Regions from separate parts of the Homo sapiens genome. Here region 1 is linked to region 2. A link is a loop called in an ENCODE intact Hi-C map of the cell type or tissue named here. Cell type or tissue: natural killer cell. All regions are shown on one strand. Each heading gives the region's core, and the rest is flanking DNA. Links, peaks and the distances in the headings are about the cores only. Region 1 overlaps LOC105369818 (a long non-coding RNA gene). Region 2 has its middle 40 kb from the start of IFNG.

The links. A loop is a pair of places that touch in the nucleus more often than their neighbours do. Peaks named below come from ENCODE experiments on the same cell type or tissue, not always from the same donor. Only the 100,000 strongest peaks of a DNase experiment are listed, where the experiment ranks them.
Region 1: a loop joins it to region 2, with 7 times the contacts of the local background. A loop is called at or near these places in 1 of 110 quality-filtered maps.

Annotation. Positions count from the first base shown.
Region 1 is chr12:68,187,209-68,192,597 of GRCh38, reverse strand. The region is part of intron 1 of LOC105369818 (a long non-coding RNA gene); the gene reads right to left. Among named protein-coding and RNA genes, the nearest start is that of IFNG, 30 kb to the right of the region's middle. In natural killer cell, for the core only: no CTCF peak of the experiment used is centred there; DNase peaks (open chromatin) are centred at 2,437 and 2,677; H3K27ac peaks cover 534 bases.
Region 2 is chr12:68,116,728-68,122,116 of GRCh38, reverse strand. No RefSeq gene overlaps it. Among named protein-coding and RNA genes, the nearest start is that of IFNG, 40 kb to the left of the region's middle. In natural killer cell, for the core only: no CTCF peak of the experiment used is centred there; DNase peaks (open chromatin) are centred at 1,986 and 2,106; H3K27ac peaks cover 4,522 bases.

The DNA of each region.
Region 1 (5,389 bases), core at 151-5,150, 71 kb before region 2:
AGAAATATATTGGCTGTGGCCATTTGGTTAAATGCATGGCCTAACGTGTTGTTTTCACCAGACCAATCACCAGCTGGGTAATGATACAGATTATATTATCATAGAGCAAAATGGCCTATGGGGCACTTTGGGTGCACTGTTTTCTTAACCCTTAAAATAATCCCATGAGGCAGCATGAGCATTTTCTCACTCGTTAGCCTGACATTCAGGGAGTCCTTATCTGGCCTTTTACTCTCATCAATCCTAACCTAAAATTCAGCATATAGTAGGTGTTCAACAAGAGTTTGTCAAATAAATGACTGAATAAGTTTAAAAATCCATCTCTCATTACCCTTTGACATGTATGCCTCCTTCAAGATCAGTCTATTTTTTTAAAAAGCCCCCAACACGAGACAAGCTTATTTCTGCTTTCATGTCCTTCTGTGTGCCAGATTGTCCATCTGCTATGTCTTCTCTACTCTTTTATTTCAAGATAAATTATATATTTTCTTCATGATCTCCTCTGCTCTACTAAGTCTTGCATGGCCACTGTAGCCCACAATGAATATTCCCTTTTGGTTAATTTCCCAGTGTGATTGAAGATTACCTATAAATACATGCTGAGCTTTCTCTATGTACCTGATTTTGTGGAAACTATTTACGGTTCTGCTGTTTTATTCTGATATAGCTTTCCAAGTGTTTCCTCAAATTTTACTACATTGTGTATTTTACTCATTTAGCCAACAAAGATTTATTTGTTTTACTTATTAAGTGTCAGGCTCTGTCCTAAACGTTAAACAGGTGAACATACCATTCTTGATAGGGGGACACAGAAATAAACAAAGGAGTAAACATAAAGGATGTCAGAATAACAAGAACAAACAAGCAGGAGTGGGGGGGTTTCAGGGACTGGGGAAGGGCGGGGACTGGTTTGCTCTTAAAAAAAAGGCTGATCAGAGCTGGGCACAGTGGCTCATTCCTGTAATCCCAGCACTTTGGGAGGCTGAGGTGGGTGGATCACGAGGTCAGGAGATTGAGACCATCCTGGCTAACACTGTGAAACCCTGTCTCTACTAAAAATACAAAAAAATTAGCCGGGTGTGGTGGCAGGCACCTGTAGTCCCAGCTACTTGGGAGGCTGAGGCAGGAGAATGGCGTGAATCTGGGAGGCGGAGCTTGCAGTGAGCTGAGATCACACCACTGCACTACAGCCTGGGTGATAGAGGAGACTCTGTCTCCGAAAAAAAAAAAAAAAAGGGCTGGTCAGGAAAAAGCTCACCAATGAGGTGACATTTTTGCACAGACCTGAAGGATCCTTACAATGACTAAGGAGTAGAGAGTAAAAAGATTATTGATTTTGGTTTTGTAATTTATGTGGATGTAGAAACAGGCTTGGGGATGTTAAATATTTTTAGTAGCATCACATAATTATCATGAAAGAAGTTAAAGCCATGATCTAGAAGATTTTACAATTCTCTGATTCACCTGTTGTGCCTTATTTTCTCTCAGGTAAGCTTCTTAGTTATCTGGTTACTTTTAACAAATGGCAGAAACAACTTCTTAACTATGGAAGATTATGTTCTTTTGATTTACCAAATTATTTATCCATATATGCAGAGAATATATTTTCTGAATGAAAAATTGGGCAGCAAACTCTGAAAAGTTCTAACATGCTCAGAGGGACAATGGGACCACATAATTGAAGTTGGCACCAAACCATGAATATCTGGTCATCATAATAATATAGATGCCTTGGACATAACAGCAAGCACTAACCACAAAGTAATGGTGTACTTTGCCCATAAGAAAGAAACAAATGTGTGACTGAAATCAGCTTTTCTCACTCTATTGCATGGAATATATAGTATTTCCTCAACATATTAGTTTTCCTGTTTTAAACTTACAAAAGTGTTTTCTTATTTAACAAGTTTAAGAAAATGGTGCAAACTATATTTTCTGTATGGGGAATTATAAAGCCCATCAGAATGTTACAGGTTGGAGAAGTTCCACATTAAAACAACTCTTTAACTTTGTTTAATATGAGTTTCTAGAAGATTGTTTCTTCCAAGAATACATTGGCCTTGTAGGCACTTAGTCAGATCAAATGCCTTGTTACCTAGAAAACAGTTTGGAAAACACCAGTTCACACAAATGGTTATCTTGAGATGAAGCAGAGCTAGAAAAGTGTATTATTAATGAAGAAGAAGAAAAACAACAACTACTGGATTTCTCTTCAAAGAATAAGAAAAACATTTAAGGAAGCAAAATGCTGATATGATAAATATGTTTGGAGGAGATTAGAAGAGATTTTAATAAGTATATATAGATAATAATTTTTATGTTTGCTATTTGTATTTATTGAAACAAAGTGAATGTCGTAAGTGTGAAATGCACTGAAGAGACATCTCAGATTGCTGCTTCCTGCTCACCTCATCTACTGAAAAAACATGGTGTGTCACCACAGTGACTTGCCTTTACCCACAAGTGAGGAACTCAGTTTTATTTCCTAGATAAAATGGAAGTGCCAACGATATTCACTTTTTTTCTGTTCATCTGTAACATCTTGGGAATGACCAATGACACTTTCCTACTGAGAAAGAAAACTTTTCATGGTAGTAGTAACCACAGATTTGGATGATGACTCACATTATTACATTAGTAACATCTTTTGTTCTATACTCCACACAAGGAAAAAAGTGCTGAATGCAAAACCACAACTTCAGCTGTCGGTGGAAATGATAGTTAATGGTGCTTTGCTGCTACGCTGGGGGCCAATTCTTGGTAGAGAGGATTATCTTGAATGTGGTTTCTAAATCAATAGATAAGTATGAATTGTGGCACAAATTATATAATATAATTGATTATCATACTTTTAAAATAGATTGAATCTTTTTTGTAAGAGAAATCTGGTTGTAAATTATATTAAAAATAAAATTTTATCAATAAATATATATGTAGATATATATAAGTTATAAACAACTCAGAAGGCCCCTAGATATGGAATCAATTAATGCTTTCTATAAGTTATTTCAAAGGCTAACTCTAAATTATAGTGGGAATAATTTTGGGCTTCAGAGTATGAATTTGGAAATCCTAAAGCCTATATTGGAGAGTTATGATAATCAAAATGGCCAAGACAAGTCCTAGGAGACAATAGCATTTAGTTGAGTGCCTTTAAGAAAATCTAGATTTGTCAAGTAGCTGGTCAATTTTCACAAACATAGCTGAAACAAAATATATTTCAGAATAACATAGGCTTTCTGTGACCATTTCTACACTTGTAAAGTTCAATGTCTAAAAATGTTGGGATGACGTTTTTTTCCCCTCAAGTATCACTTAAAAGAAAGCTTTTAGGCATATAATTCACTTAGATTTTTAATTTATCAATAGTTTCTAAAATAATCTTCTCTGAGAGTGTTGTCAAGGTAAATTCTAAAATGTATTGTTTTAAATTTGTCATGTAACAGGACATTTTACTTCAGAGCTCACAATTGGTGACCATAATATAAAATGTAAAAGAAAAATAAATCCTTTACTACTATTCTGTAATGTGAATTTATTAGTGTCACCACTGAAGCAGCTACAGATAATGATGCTGCCAACAGAAATTTTAGGTGGATTGTGATAAGCATTTCGAAGCAAGTTTTGCCTATTTTCCATAAGCAAATTTCCCGATTAATAAATCAATACTCCTTTAAGTGGCCCATTCTTTCCTTTTTGGATAATGATTTTGAAAGAGAGCTTTCTAAGACATATTACATAGGTTCCTCTTACAATAAGTTTATTCTACGTCTCTAAACTTCAGTTTCCTCCTCACTGAAACGAATACTTTCAATTCAGAGACTCCTAAATTCCCTCCTAGCTCTCATATTTCCTCCTGGCTATAGGCATGTTGGTGTGTGAGCATGGGTCATATTCACTTCTTCCTTTCTGTGTGTGGTTTCTCTTTCTTAGGAGCCCTTCTTCCGATGGCCTCATCTGTTGGTATTCATGCAGACTTGGGCATCCTCTTCCCCAGGTTTCCTGAAGGAGCCCAGAGCTCTTATTCCTCTGGGAAATAGGACCATCGCTCCCTCAACCTCCTGCTAACCACAGGCAGGATTGAAGAAGGGACCCGTAATTTTGTGTCCCTGGTAGGATCTTCAATGTTCACAGCCTCCCCATGACTCTCAGCTTTGAGACTACCAAGGATAATCCCGTGATGCTCTTTATGCTTGTTTAGGACGGAGGGCCCAAGAAGCCCAGGACATCCAGGTGACCCCTCCGTCCCAAGGCTTTCATTTCCGTGATGGCACTGCACTTCCTTTTCCCTCACTTCATCTTCCACCTATCTCCAGCTTCTGAAACCCTTTCAGTGTGTCCCCTGAACTCACTGTCAGTCACCAGCAAGATCCCTTATATCTTTAACATTTTCTCTGAACTTTGCTTTCTTACTGTAACTGACCAGACTGTCCCTTGGAGACCTGGTTCCTTTGCAGATTTCTCTAGATGCATCTGTTTTCTTTCCCTTTTCTTTTGCACCCTGGGCATGTAGGTGGAGGTCGTTTAAGTACCATTCTTGTGTTTCATCAAGGCACACCCCATTCTCCCTCTCTTCTTCTTGAAACTCTTTAGTGTCTTCCTGCTTTAAATATCCTATCATCAGACTACATTATGCACTAATCCCCATGGTCATCATGTACTGATCCCTCAGGTGCTCCTCCTCATTCTAGAAAGATTTTACCTATTGCTCACTGTCACACTCTCCAACACCACCTCATATCATACACTTCAATATGTGTACATGTGGTACTTCAAACACGCTGGTCTCTCCATTCCTGATCTCCCTTCCACTCAGATCTTGCCCTTTATCTTACTTTAGCCAATTCTTCCCATTGGGAGGATCCTAGAAGTTGCATTGTAATAGCAACAGCCCCCATTCCCCACATTATCTCAATGACATGACTCCTACTCTATGACTTTTCAGCTTGCCCTTTCTATAACCCACTCTAGCTGTCATTAAATTCCAATGGAATTGAAAAAAAACATTATTCCTAGCATCTTTTCACGGTTCCTCTCCACTTTATGTCTTTACTTCTCTCATTATCGAGCCTCAATTCCATGGTCTGTCATTTGTTCTTGTCTTCCTTCATCGTATTTTCCTGGAAAAACTCCAATCAATCATGGCTAAATCCAACTCTCTGCTGTCTACCCTGAGCTTTGCACTGGATGACAGTTTCTTAAGTTGTAGTGGAAATACTTTTAAATACTTTTAAATAGGATTCACATTACAAACTAAGGTTATCAAGTCCTGGCATGTGCCAATAAAGATGATTATCATCATCAACAACATCGTAGTTCACTGTATGCCTGGTAGAGCTCTAAGGGTTTCATAAACATCAACAACACTTTATTGATTAATTGATTTTTT
Region 2 (5,389 bases), core at 181-5,180:
CAGCATTAGCCTCACATTCTTTAAAAATAGTTTTTTATTAAAGTTTTTTTTTATAGTAGCATATAGAAAGTTGAACTTTTTCAGAAGAATCATTGGATGATGTGCTTTGAGGCAGGCAGCCTAACAGATAATCTTTCTACACCCCCAGGGACAAGAACCAGGGGTTCTTCCTGCTCTTAGATAAACTATAGTGTGAGGTGAGCTATTGGGAAGAAGAAGTGAATAGAAAATAAGCAAAGGAGGCCAAATTTTTGTCACTGATTCAGTATAGCAGCTAAGGGATAGGGAGAATTGAAGAAGTCCTGAAGTTCTGGCTTAGGCCACTGGATGGATAGTGGTGTTATTTGGCAATATAAAAGCACTGTATAAAAGCAGGCAGAAGAGGAGAAGCAAGATCAGGAGAAGTGAGAAGATCCAAGCACAGTTGGGGAGAATAGGTTTGGTGCTCAGGGATGGGTCCAGACTAGACTGAAAGATCTGGGGCTTCTTCTGCAGGTGGCAGTTGAAGTTATGGGAGCAGTTAAGATCACTAAGTAGTGTCGGAGAGTGAGCAAAGAGGGGTAAGGACTGGATCTTCAGTCACAGTAACATGGAGAGTCAGGAAGATAAGAGGGGACTGGAAAGGGCTAGCCAGGGGTTTAGGGGAACCAAGAGAGTGGCATCAGAGAAGCCAAAGGAAGAGTGTATAGTCAACGATGTCAGATGCTGAAAGATGGCAAGTTCTTAGACCAGAAATGAGTCCACTGATTTGCCAATCTGTGGTCCTTGGTGACCTTTGGCAGTCACAGTTTCAGAGTTGGTGGTGGTGATGGGTGGGGGCAGAACTTAGAAAGCAGTGGGCTGAGTAAAGAAATGAAAGAAGAGAGATCTCATCTGTCTATGTTCTTTAAGATGTGGTAGTCTGTTGCACTACAGTGGAACTGCTAGGAAAGTGCTGCTTTTAGCAATCATATTATATATGCTGGTGGCTCAGTTTCAGCTTGTGGTCATCTAAGATCTTCTGACTTTTTTTTAAACCTTGGCAAGCCAGGGTCTTTCTATCTGAAATGTACATAATCGATTATTTTTAAAACCTTTAATGCAGGCCTTTAACATTTATCTCTTTCAAATAGTACCTTATTAGTGTAAGCCAAATTTTCCAAACATATTCTAAAGCTAATTTCATCATTGTTTGCTTTATAGTCCTGCCTAGGACCTTACTTTTTAAGATGCCTGGTTCTCTTCCTTAGAAACTAGGGATGGCGGTGTTCCTGTTACTATAATTTGTGCATGGAAAACTAGATTGAGCTCAATTTCATTCCTGGGAAACAACAACTTTCTTAGCTAAAATATAAACCCTAACTGGAAAGCAACTGACCAGAGGTTAAGAATTGCATTTTGAAATAGTAATTGACCACAAATCAAAAGACATGTACTATTTAATGTGCTTGATTGATTTCAAGCTTCCAAATCCTCAAAGCTAAAAACTGTCATCATAATGTACTTAGTTAATGGGTGACTGTATTTTTAGAAAAGCTTTTGACAAAAGGCTAGAAAAAGACTTAAATGCATAAACCAGGGTATTTTCTTGCCTGAGTATTCCATTAATTGAGATTTTATACTTAACACCTTTTTTTTAAGTTTTACAAAGGACCATGAAATTGTGATCCCTGTGAGGTAGATGGGCTATTTTTATTTCACTTCTAAGAAGATCAAGGTATAAGGTACCTATTTCCTCGGATGTTATGAACCCAAAGAATATAATGATGACATTTTGATTTTCCACCCAGGCCTTTTGCCATGACTTTCCCAGCACTCACGTCAGATATCTTCATTCACAATTTAAAAAGAAGAGTTATGTCTCAAGGAGAAAAATCTAGGTAGGAACAGATAGAAACAGTTTTACATAGAGCTCAGCTAATTGTGTGAAGTTGGTGGTCATGAAACTGTGGGACTCTGAATGTTGGTTACACCAAGGCGCAATGTGGGCAGAAGATGCTTCCTCCAGGCAGCTTGGGCAAACTGTTTAGTGCAACACCCTTGCTGTGTAGGCTTATTTTTAGCAGAAACAGGGACCTTGAACTCATCAGCTCATTTTGAGTTCAATATGAAATCTGAACCTAGACCCGAGAAGATGCCTACCTGTGTCCCCACCCGCCCCCTTGGTGTGCTGCCAGAAAATGTTTACTCAGAGCAGCAGCTGAAGTCTGTTTGGGAACCTGCAGCCTGTGTACATCCGACTAGTGACCAAGATGCTTGGGTGTGTGCTGACTCATTTAAGAACAACTGATTTAGAGAGCTGCTGGGGTGTGGGTGTTAGTGTGCTGTGGTTCATTTTCCAGCATGCTACCAGAAAAGCACTGGATGGAAGTGGCAAATGACAAAGTCAAAACACAGTTACTGTACTGTTCAGAATATAGACAGCAATTTCCTTTCTAAATCTGTCTTTTAGGATGCCCTAGTCATTAGCATCTGGATTTGGCAATATTTTAGAAATATTTAAATATAGCTATGTTTAATGAGCACTTACCACATGCTAGGCATTTTTCTAAATGTTTTACAGGCGTTAAATCATTTAGTTCTCATAGCCACACTCTGAGTTATCTGTTCTCATCTGTCATCATGGCCATCTTGCAGTTGGGGACAGCTGAGGCTTGGGGATATGTAATTAGCTTAAAGATACCAGAGTATCTGTGGCAGAGCATGATATAAATCTAGGTCTGACTCAATGTCAGACTCAATATGACTCAAGTCTATATTGTTAACCTGTTAAATGTTACTGAGGTTTTGGTGCTATTTAAATAGAAATAAATGGGTTGTGCTTAATGTTCAGTAAATACAATTTCTATACCACTTTCTGATTTTTTTTGTATATGGATATATATGAAATAGAAGTCAAGCGTTTGTCCATTTAATCTGAAAATGTGCACTCAATTGTGATTAGGTGTAGGAAGATGGTGCGACGATCTTTTTACACGTGATGGATTCTTAAGTCTTTTTAATTCTTTCAGGTGGCTGATCTCTGTTCAGGGATATGTCAAACAACCCTTCTTTCTCCAGCAGGCAAGAGGCAGGTCTGGGTGGGACACTCTGGGCTGGGCTGGGCCTAGCTTCTGGAAACACCCAGGGATCCCTTAAGTCATAGCCTAAGTCAGGGTCCTGGGGCCATTGAGAACTCTTCATGGTTAAGAAGGGGGGATACCTGAGGGTAAGTTAATTACTCCAATGGCATAAATCAGTGTTTCAGACATACATTTAATCATCTGTAACAACTTTTGTTGACCCTATCTTAAGGTCATTTGAATCTTTTTCCAGAAGCCTATTGCTCTTGGCAATCTGAGGGATGGGGCAGTTAGAGACAGAGGGCTTTGACCCATATGTCTCAGGCCTCATCAGCATGACTACAGAATAGAGACATTTATTTATTTATTTTGTAATTGCCTAAATTACGAAATTGTGTACTCCCCTCCTTTTCTTGCCCAAATGCTAAAAACTGGAACCCCCTACCTCAACTGCTCTCTCAGTATTCTGAGAGCTCTCAGTGTCAGGTTTCACTGTTCCTCCCTCCTCCACTCCCCAGGTCTCTGTCTTCCTCTGCGCTGTCATGACCTTCGGGGCTGGGCTGCTGTGATCATCCCTGCCACCTTCCAGAGACCACTCTCATACCCTCTGCTTGATCTCAGAAAATAGACCTCTGCCCTCCTGTTTTCCAGCTTGTCTGAACTGTATGTAGCACAGGCCCTTCCATAATTCCCCGTAATACAACTGAGGCCAACCACGTAAGTATAGGCATACTTTGTTTTATTGCGCTTCGCTTTCCTGTGTTTTGCAGATATTGTGGTTTTTACTAATTGAAGGTTTGTGGTAACCCCTTATATCCACCTGGTCTATTGGCTCTGTTTTTCCAACAGCATATGCTCACTTTGTATCTCTGTGCCACATTTTGATAATTCTCATAATGTTTCAAACCTTTTCATTATTATTATATGTGTTGTGGTGATCTGTGATCAGTGATCTTTGATGTCACTATTGTAATTGTTTTGGGGCGCCGAGATCTGTGCCCCTGTAAGACAGAGATCTTAATCGATAAATGTTGTGTGTGTTCTAACTGCTCCACCAACCAGGTGTTCCCTGTTTTTCTCCCTCTTCTTGAGCCTCCCTATTCTCTGGGACACAACAATATTGAAAGCAGGACAATTAATCACCCTACAATGTCCCGTAAGTGTTCAAGTGAAAGGAAGAGTCACATGTTTTCTCACTTTAAATCAAAAGCTAGAAATGATTAAGCTTAGTGAGAAAGGCATGTCCAAAGCCGAGATGGTCTGAAAGCCAGTCCTCTTGCACCAAACAGTTAGCCAAGTGGTGAATGCAAAGGAAAAGTTCTTGAAGGAAATTAAAAGTGTGACATCAATGAACACATTAGTGACAAGAAAGTAAAACTATCTTATTGCTGCTATGAAGAAAGTTTCAGTAGCCTGGATAGAAGACCAAACCAGCCACAACATTCTCTTAAGCTAAAGCCTAAACCAGAGCAAAATCCTAAATCTCTTCAATTCTGTGAAGGCTAAGAGAGGTGAAGAAGCTACAGAAGAAATGTTTGAAGGAAGCAGAAGTCGGTTCATGAAATTTAAGGAAAGAAGCTGTCTCTATAACACAAATGTGCAAGGTGAAGCTGCATGTACTGATGGAGAGGTTGCAGCAAGTTATGCAAAAGATGTAGCTAAGTTCAATGTTGAAGGTGGCTACACTAAACAATGGATTTTAAATGCAGATGAAATAGCCTTATATTGGAAGAATATGCCATCTAGGAGTTTCATAGCCAGAGAGGAGAAGTCAAGTCCTGGTTTCAAAGCTTTAAAGGACAGATTGACTCTCTTGTTAGGGGGGCTAATGTGGCTGTGACTTTAAGTGGAAACCCATGCTTATATATCCTTCCCAAAATCTTAAAGTCCTTAAGAATTTAACATCAGTTAAATCTACTCTGCCTGTGCTCTGTTAATGGAACAACAAAGCCTGGATAACAGCACATCTGTTTACAGCATGGTTTACTGAATATTTTAAGCCAACTGTGGAGACCTACAGCTCAGAAAAAAATATTTCTTTCAAAATGTCACTTCTCATTGACAATGCACCTAGTCACCCAAGAGCTCATGCCTTCTGTGTTAGGCTTTATTCTGCAGCCCATGGATCAAGGAGTAATTTCAACTTTCAGGTTGTATTATTTAAGAAATAAATTTTAAAAGCCTATAGCTGCCATAGATAGTGATTCCATGAATAGATCTGGGAAAAGTGAACTGAGAATCACCCGGAAAAAATTCACAATTCTGGCTGCTATTAAGAACTTTCATGATTCATGAGAGGAGTTTAAAATATAAACATTAATAGGAGTTTGGAAGAAGTTAATTCCAAC